2 separate regions of the Homo sapiens genome follow, and region 1 is linked to region 2. A link is an interaction called in ENCODE POLR2A ChIA-PET data of the cell type or tissue named here. Cell type or tissue: Caco-2. All regions are shown on one strand. Links, peaks and the distances in the headings refer to the core of each region. The heading gives the core; the rest is flanking DNA.

The links. Peaks named below come from ENCODE experiments on the same cell type or tissue, not always from the same donor. Only the 100,000 strongest peaks of a DNase experiment are listed, where the experiment ranks them.
Region 1: POLR2A ChIA-PET joins it to region 2 with 9 read pairs; 18 of 35 experiments call an interaction of 5 or more read pairs at or near these places.

The regions. Positions count from the first base shown.
Region 1 is chr16:71,888,278-71,892,670 of GRCh38, forward strand. It overlaps a transcript of ZNF821 not described here. Among named protein-coding and RNA genes, the nearest start is that of IST1, 5.1 kb to the right of the region's middle. In Caco-2, for the core only: no CTCF peak of the experiment used is centred there; a DNase peak (open chromatin) is centred at 2,594.
Region 2 is chr16:71,826,742-71,831,134 of GRCh38, forward strand. No RefSeq gene overlaps it. Among named protein-coding and RNA genes, the nearest start is that of ATXN1L, 17 kb to the right of the region's middle. In Caco-2, for the core only: no CTCF peak of the experiment used is centred there; no DNase peak of the experiment used is centred there.

The DNA.
Region 1 (4,393 bases), core at 226-4,225, 62 kb after region 2:
ATTTATATGAAGTCTAATTTATTTTTTCCTTCATTGCTTGTGGTTTGGATGCCATGTCTACGAAACTATCACCGCCTAGTCATGAAAATTTACACCTATGTTTTCTCTTAGGAGTTTTTTAGCTCCTACATTTAGGTCTTCACTCCATTTTGAGTTAGTTTTTGCATATGGTGTGAGGCCGGGGTGGGGGGCAATTTTATTCTTTTGCATGCAGTTATCCAGTTTTCTTAGCACCATTTGTTGTAAAGACTGTTCTTTCCCCCTTTGAATTGTCTTGGTATCCTTGTTGAGAATCAATTGGTTATAAATGCATGGGTTTATTTCTGGACTCTCAGTTCTATTCCATTGACCTATATGCCTATCCTTATGCCACTATCATACAGTCTTGATAAAAATCTGATATTTTAAAGGACAATGTTTAAACTTTTGTGTTTATATTTAGAATCTAGAGTTACAAGTTTTCATGGCTTTGAGTTCATTTAAGGAAAAATTAAGTTTTCTAGATGATTACAATGATGATAAATGTAAAAACCTGATTTGAAAATTTTTTGATCTTATATATGAACCCAAATCACAGTAATAACTGTGATTTAATGCATTTTATTTTCATGTATTGATAAACTCCATATACACAAATTGAAAGTAAAACAGGGCTGGAAATTATTATGGAAACATGGATATACAGGAAGTATATAATCGGGCCAAGCGAGGTGGCTCATGCCTTTGGGAGGCTGAGGTGAGAGAATCACTTGAGGCCAGGAGTTTGAGACCAGTCTGGGCAACATAGTGAGATCCTGTCTCTACAAAAATGTTTTTTAAAAATTAGCCAGGCATGGTGGCATGTACCTGTAGTCCAAGCTACTTAGGAGGATGAGATGGGAACCCAGCAGTTTGAGGCTGCAGGGAGCTGTGATAGTACCCTTGCACTTCAGCCTGATGACAGAGTGAAACCATGTCTTAAAATAAAAAATAAATAAATGAAAAGAAAATATATGATGTTCAGTGTCAAAGTCTGGGTTCAAGATCTGATCCTGGCATTTATAGCTGTTGACCTTAGATTGGTCACTTCATAGCTTTAAGCTTCACTTTCCTCCTATAAAAACTGACAATAGCCGGGTGCGGTGGCTCACACCTGTTGTAATCCCAGCACTTTGGGAGGCTGAGGTGCATGGATCACTTGAGATCAGGAGTTCAAGACCAGCCTGGCCAACATGGTGAAACTCTTTCTCTAATAAAAATACAAAAATTAGCCGGGTGTGGTGGTGCATGCCTGTAAATCCCAGCTACCTGGAAGGCTAAGGCAGGAAAGTCACTTGAACCTGGGAGGTGGAGGTTGCAGTGATCCAAGATTATGCCATTGCACTCCAGCCTAGGAGACAGAGTGAGACTCTGTCTCAAAAAACAAAACAAAAAACAAAACAACAACAAAAAAACAAAAACAAAAGAAAACCCGAAAAAACCTGACCTGATAATGCCAGACCGGGCAGCATGGCAAAACCCCATCTCTACCAAATAAATATAAGAAATTACCCAGGTATGGTGGCATGGCATGTGCCTATAGTCCCAGCTACTCAGGAGGCTGATGTGGGAGGATCATCTGGGCCCAAGATCATGGCTGCAGTGAGCCATGATTGCACCACTGCACTTCAGCCTGCACAACAGAGCGAGACCCTGTCTCAGGCAAAACAAAACAAAAACAAAAACAAAAAAATGATTTTTGACCTGCAGCTGCTTCACAGAAATGTCAGCCTGAAATTGAGATAATGTGTTTATAGGTGCTTTGTAAACTGTAAAATGCCACAAAGATAAGTTAATATTTGTATATAGCCCTAATTAGTGACATTAATTAGTTTTCTGAAGACTTGTTTCATGGGTTCTTTAACAAGTGATCTTGATTTTTTTTTCCTAGGCTTTAGGAAGATGTCCAGAGCAGTTCCTATATCCTTGTATATTCTTTTTTTTATTGTTTTTCTTCTTTTTCTTTTTTTGTTTCATTGTATATTCTTTAGTCTAAATGTTAATAGTTAAAACAAAGGAAATAACTCTATGCCCATCATCTTTCCCTTCTTTCTCTTACACAATGTGTAGTACTTTTATGCAGAAGTCAGCAAACTTTTTTTTTTTTTTCAGACAGGATCTCACTCTGTCTCCCAGCCTGGAGTACAGTGGCACAATCTCGGCTCACTGCAGCCTCCTCTGCCTCCCAGGTTCAAGTGATTCTCCTGCCTCAGCCTCCTGAGTAGCTGGGATTACAGTGCACCACCACACCTGGCTAATTTTTGTATTTTTAATAGAGACAGATTTTCGCAATGTTGACCAGGCTGGTCTCGAACTCCTGACCTCAAGTGATCCCCCTGCCTTACCCTCCCAAAATGCTGGGATTACAGGTGAGCAAACTTTTTCTATAAAGGACCACATAGTAAATATTTTGGGATTTGTGGGCAACATAAAGTCACTGTCACACATTCATGCTCCTCCCCTTCCTGCTTTTTTTTTTTTTTTTTTTTTTTTTGAGAGGGAGTCTCACTCTGTCACCCAGGCTGGAGTGCAGTGGCGCATTCTCGGCTCACTGCAAGCTCCGCCTCCCAGGTTCACGCCATTCTCCTGCCTCAGCCTCCCAAGCAGCTGGGACTACAGGCGCCCGCACCACGCCCAGCTAATTTTTTTTTGTATTTTTTAGCGGAGACGGGGTTTCACTGTGTTAGCCAGGATGGTCTCCATCTCCTAACCTCGTGATCCGCCCGCCTCACCCTCCCAAAGTGCTGGGATTACAGGCGTGAGCCACCGCGCCCAGCCCCTTCCTGCTTTTTAACCTTTTAACAATATAAAAATCATTCTTAGCTGGAGAGGCTGTACACAAAACAGGTTGGCTGATTAAGGCTTGCAGGCCTGTTATAGATTCTTATTTTATTGGGCTCAAACACTGTGTCTGGTTTTAGTTACAGCTACTAGTTATAGTCATTTACACAAAAAAAGTACCTGGTTAGTTACCAAAGAAATGTAATGTGTTAACATTTGTCCCAACAGCAAAACTGGATTTTCAAGGGAAACAGTGTTTATTTTTCAGTATGTTTAGCTTCTGAATGAAACTTGTCTGTTCAGCCAGGGACAGAGATAATATTGTGTTTTTTAATTCCCTCAGAGATACTGTTTCGAATAATTGGCTTGTTGGGGTACAATTCACAGTTGATATATTACAGGATCTAAATAGACAGGTAGGTTTTGTTAAAGCCCAGGACACAGGTGATGATTGCTAAATCTTTACAACTCCCGAGTAGAAAGCAATTTTTCTAAACGAATAAATGAATCATGTCGGCTGGGCATGGTGGCGCACGCCTGTAATCCTAGCACCCTGGGAGGCCGAAGCCGGCAGATCACTTGAGGTCAGGAGTTCGAAACCAGCCTGGCCAACATGGTGAAACCTCATCACTACTAAAAATACAAAAAATCGGCCAAGCGTGGTGTCCCACGCCTTTAATCCCAGCACTTTAGGAGGCTGAGGCGGGCGGATCATGAGGTCAGGGGTTTGAGACTAGCCTGACCAACACGGTGAAACCTCATCTTTACTAAAAATAGCCAGGCGTGGTGGTGCAGGCCTGTAGCAGCTACTCAGGAGGCTGAGGCAGCAGAATCGCTTGAACCCGGGAGGCGGAGGTTGGAGTGAGCTGAGATTGAGCCACTGCACTCCACCCTGGGCGACAGAGAGAGACTCCGTCTCAAAAAAAAAAAAAAAAAAAAAAAAAATTAGCTGGACTTGGTGGTGGATGCCTGTAATCCCAGCTACTTGGTACTTGTAAGGCTGCGACAGGAGAATCGCTTTAACCCGGGAGGTGGAGGTTGCAGTGAGCTGAGATCGCGCCATTGCACTCCAGCCTGGGCAACAAGAGAGAAACTCCGTCTCAAAAAAAAAAAAAAAAAAAAAAAAAAAAAAAAGAATCATGTCACCTTTAGCGCTTTTAGTTAGGTGGGGCTCAATGATACTTTTAGCTTATCTTTTTTCAGTCTGTGAGACAGAGTCTCCCTCTGTCACCCAGGCTGGAGGGCAGGGGCGCGATCTCGGCTCACTGCAAGCTCCGCCTCCCGGGTTCACACCATTCTCCTGCCTCAGCCTCCCCAGTAGCTGGGACTACAGGCGCCCGCCACCAAGCCCGGCTAATTTTTTTTGTATTTTTAGTAGAGACGGGGTTTCACCGTGTTAGCCAGGATGGTCTCTATCTCCTGACCTCGTGATCCACCCGCCTCGGCCTCCCAAAGTGCTGCGATTACAGGTGTGAACCACCGTGCCCGGCCAAAATTTTTTTTTTTTTTTTTTGAGAGGGAGTCTTCCTCTGTCGCTCAAGCTGGAATGCAGGGGCGTTATCTCGGCTCATTGCAACCTCCGCCTCCCCGGTTC
Region 2 (4,393 bases), core at 153-4,152:
AATAGCAGAGAAGAGGGAGGAGGTTGACATTTTAGAGAAGATAGCCAGGGAGGGCCTCACAGAGAAGAGAACATTTAAGTATAGACTTCCAGGAAGTAAGGGAGGAACGAGGCAGATATCTAGAGAACACAGAATACCGGAAGGAGATACAAAGGCCCTGACGTTGGAATGTTCTTGGGCATTTGAAGAAGCATAAAGTGGCCAGTGTGGCTAAGGCAGAGTAAACAAGGAGGAAGGTTGGGGGGAATGAAGTCAGAGTGATGGGGAGGGAAGGTATGGGTTGTGGGAAAGACTTTGCCTATTATTCTAAGTGAAATATGGCCAAGTGTGGTGGCTCACGTCTGTAATGCCAGCACTTTGGGAGGTGGAGATGGGTGGATCACTTGAGGTCAGGAGTTCGAGACCAGCCTGGCCAACATGGTGAAACCCCATCTCTACCAAAAATATAAAAAATTAGCTGGGTGTGGTGGCAGTCGCCTGTAATCCCAGCTACTCAGGAGGCTGAGGCAGGAGAATTGCTTGAACCCAGGAGGCAGAGGTTGCAGTGAGCTGAAATTGAGCCACTGCACTCCAGTGTGGGTGACAGAGTGAGACTCTATCTCAAAGAAAAAAAAAAAGAAATGAAAAGGCACTGGAGGCCAGGTGCAGTGGCTCATGTCTGTAACCCCAGCACTTTGGGAGGCCGAGACAGGTGGATCACTTGAGGTCAGGAGTTGAAGACCGCCTGGCCAACATGGTGAAACCCTGTCTTTACTAAAAATAAAAAAATCAGCTGGGCGAGGTGGCGTGTGCCTGTAATTCCTGCTATTTGGGAGGCTGAGGCACGAGAATCACTTGAACCCAGGAGGCAAAGGTTGCAGTGAGCCAAGATTGCACCACTGCACTCCAGCCTGGATGGGTAGGGGTTGAGAGAAAGGGAAGAATCAAGGAAGATATGAGTATTTTTGTCGTAGCATAGAATTACCATTAACGGTAGAATAGGTAGATATTTTGGAAGGGGTGAGAGCACTTTGGGACGTGTTAAGTTGGTGATGTCTATGAAACACTCAAGTGAAGATGTCAAGAAGGCAGGAGGATATATGAACCTGGAGCTCATATAAACTGAGAAGCCTTAGGTAATGCTATACATGTAGAAGCCCCCACCATAAAGAAGGTATTGAAAAACATGTGGTTGGATGAAGTCAGCTCAAGAGTTGGGAAGAGGTCCAAAGACTAAGCCCTTGAGCACATCTCTAGTGGCATTTCATATGTCTTTTACTGCTTTAAAGTCCCTTTCTGTATTGTTTAAATGTATACAATGTGTCATTTTTCAAAAAGCTATATAATTCTTTGGAAGAGAACAAGAGTAAAAGAATCCCTATCAGGAAACCATCATCAGCAAAGATAAATGTGCCCCATTCTCTGGAATCCAACATGATACATCCAGCAATCTGAAAGCAGAGCAGTGGGAACACAGGAGATGGAACAGACTTTTTGCTTCATGCCTGCACTAAGCAGAAGTTTGGCACCCAAGTATGAAGCCATCCTTTATAAAGAAGTCACCAGAGACAGCTTAATCAATCACTAAAACAAGTAGCTCCCTACATGGAATGATGTGAGATGCATTAGGGGAAAATCTCTCTTGTCCTAAGACAGTTCATGACCATCTTCTGGAAGCTTAATTCACCCCCATGATAATGATTACAATGAAAAAAAAGCAAAAGCAAAATTTGATTACATTTGTTATGTTCCAGGCATTGCATTTAAGTTCCTTATGTGTATTAGCTAATTGAGTCATCTCAACAAACTTATGAGTTAGGAAATATTATTATCCCCAACCCAGAAAACTGAGTTGTTGACACTTGGCCTGAGGTCTCACAGTTAATATATGGTGGAGCAAGGATTTGAATATGTATCGTTTCACTCCTGAACCCATACTCTTCTTTCTTTTTTCTTTTTTTTTTTTTTAGAAGGAGTTCCGCTCTTGTTGCCCAGGCTGGAGTGCAATGGTGTGATCTCAGCTCACCATAACCTCTGCCTCCTGGGTTCAAGCGATTCTCCTGCCTCAGCCTCCCAAGTAGCCGGAATTACAGGCATGCGCCACCATGCCCAGCTAATTTTTTTTTTTTTGTATTTTTATTAGAGGATGGGGGAGAAAAGAACTAAAAATGTTTCACACACTTCTGGATATAACACTTTTAGGTACCTTCGTTTTTTTGTTTTCTACTCTATTGTTAACCACTTATAAGGGTCTGTTAGGAATAGTATGTGGGCAGAGAAAAAGTACAAATTTTACCTGCTTTACAATTCTTCCAGAGCTACTCTAGAAGCCACATGACTAAGTAGAAAAAAATCTTTCAGTGCACAATAAAAACCTCAGCTTTAAGTCAATTTTCCCATCTTAAAAGTACTTACCATGGGCCGGACATGGTGGCTCACACCTGTAATCCCAGCACTTTGGGAGGCCAAGGAGGGTGGATCACAAGGTCAGGGGATCAAGACCATCCTGGCCAATATGGTGAAACCTCATCTCTACTAAAAATACAAATATTAGCTGGGCATGGTGGTGCACGCCTGTAATCCCAGCTACTCGGGAGGCTGAGGCAGGAGAATCACTTGAACCCGGGAGGTGGAGGTTGCAGTGAGCCAAGATCATGCCATTGCACTCCAGCCTGGGGGACAAGAGCAAAATTCCGTCTCAAAAAAAAAAAAAAAAAAAAAGTGTAAGGATAGAAAAAAAATCATACGGTAAGGTTGCAAAGAGCAAAGATCTATGGGTAGCATGAATCTTTTTTTTTTTTTTCTTTTTTTTTGAGACAGGGTCTCGCTGTCACCCAGGCTGAAGTTCAGTGGCAGGACCTCGGCTTTCTGCAACCTCTGCCTCCCAGGCTTAAGGTATCCTCCCACCTCAGCCTCCTGAGTAGCTGAGACTACAGGCACGTGCCACCACAGCTGGCTAATATTTTAAAAATTAATTTTTGGTAGAGACAGGGTTTAGGTTTCACCATGTTGCCCAGGCTGGTCTCTAACTCCTGGGCTCAAGCGATCCACCTGCCTGGCCTCCCAAAATGCTAGGGTTACAGGTGTCAGCTACCATGCTCAGCCAAGAACAAATCTTCTATTTGTGAAATTGTGAAGAAGGAAAAAGAAATTCATGCTAGTTTGCCTGTCGCAGCTCAAACAAACTGCAAAACTTTTGGTCGTAGAGCGTGATAAATGCTTAGTGAGGATGGAAAAAGCCTTAATTTTGGGGGTGGGAAACATGTACAGAAACTTACTCAGGTTTGGTATTATCTGCAGTTTCAGGCATCCAATGGGGGTTTTGGTAGTGTTCCCCACGGATAAGCAGGGACTACTGTATATTTTTTTTAGATGATGTATAATTTAGCAACAAAAAGGGGCCTTGCTTGTGAATGTATAAGACAGCCCTATTCCAGAGTTAGAGAACTTCAAACCAAGCAGAATATGAGGAAGAAAGTGAACATAAGAAAAGGCCGGGCGTGGTGGCTCACGCCTGTAATCTCGGCACTTTGGGAGGCCGAGGTGGGTGGATCACCTAAGGCTAGGATTTCAAGACCAGTCTGGCCAACATGGCGAGACCCTGTTTCTACTAAAAATACAGCAGTGAGCTGAGATCGCACCACTGCACTCCAGCCTGGGCTACAGAGCAAGACTCTGTCTCAAAAAAAATCCAAACTTTGAATCAACAGTTCTGATTTTGTGATAAGTATTTGAATTATGTCAAGGGTGACAGTAAATATATTCAAGAACCAGTACTACATGGCACTAACCAATCAGAATGGACACCCTGAATGACAAAAAATGTCCACCAGCCTGAAGCAACTGCTGTGGCCAGGTCTCTGTGTTCCATTGAATGTCAGTTTTGAATTATGTAAATGTGGTCATGATGTCAGATGTTCAAAAGTCGAAACTTCTAAATTTCATTAGCTTCCTTTATATTACTAAGCCAGTTACATTTAGTCAAATATGTACTTTCTTTTTTTTCTTTTTTTTTTTTCCTGAGATGGAATCTCGCTCTGTCCTCCAGGCTGGAGTGCAGTGGTATGATCTCAGCTCACTGCAACCTCCACCTTCCAGGTTCAAGCGATTCTCCTGCCTCGGCCTTCTGAGTAGCTAGGATTACAGGCATGCACCACCACGCCTGGCTAATTTTTGTAGTTTTAGTAGAGACGGGGTTTCACCATGTTGGCCAGGATGGTCTCTATCTCTTGACCTCGTGATCCACCTGCCTCAGCCTCCCAAAGTGCTGGGATTACAGGCGTGAGCCACTGCACCCGGCCAATGTGTACTTTCTTAAAAAAGAAATCAGCTCAGTTTTCTTGGCTTTAGCTTTTTTTTTTTTTTTTTTTTTTTTTTTTGAGACAGAGTCTCACTCTGTTGCCCAGGCTGGAGT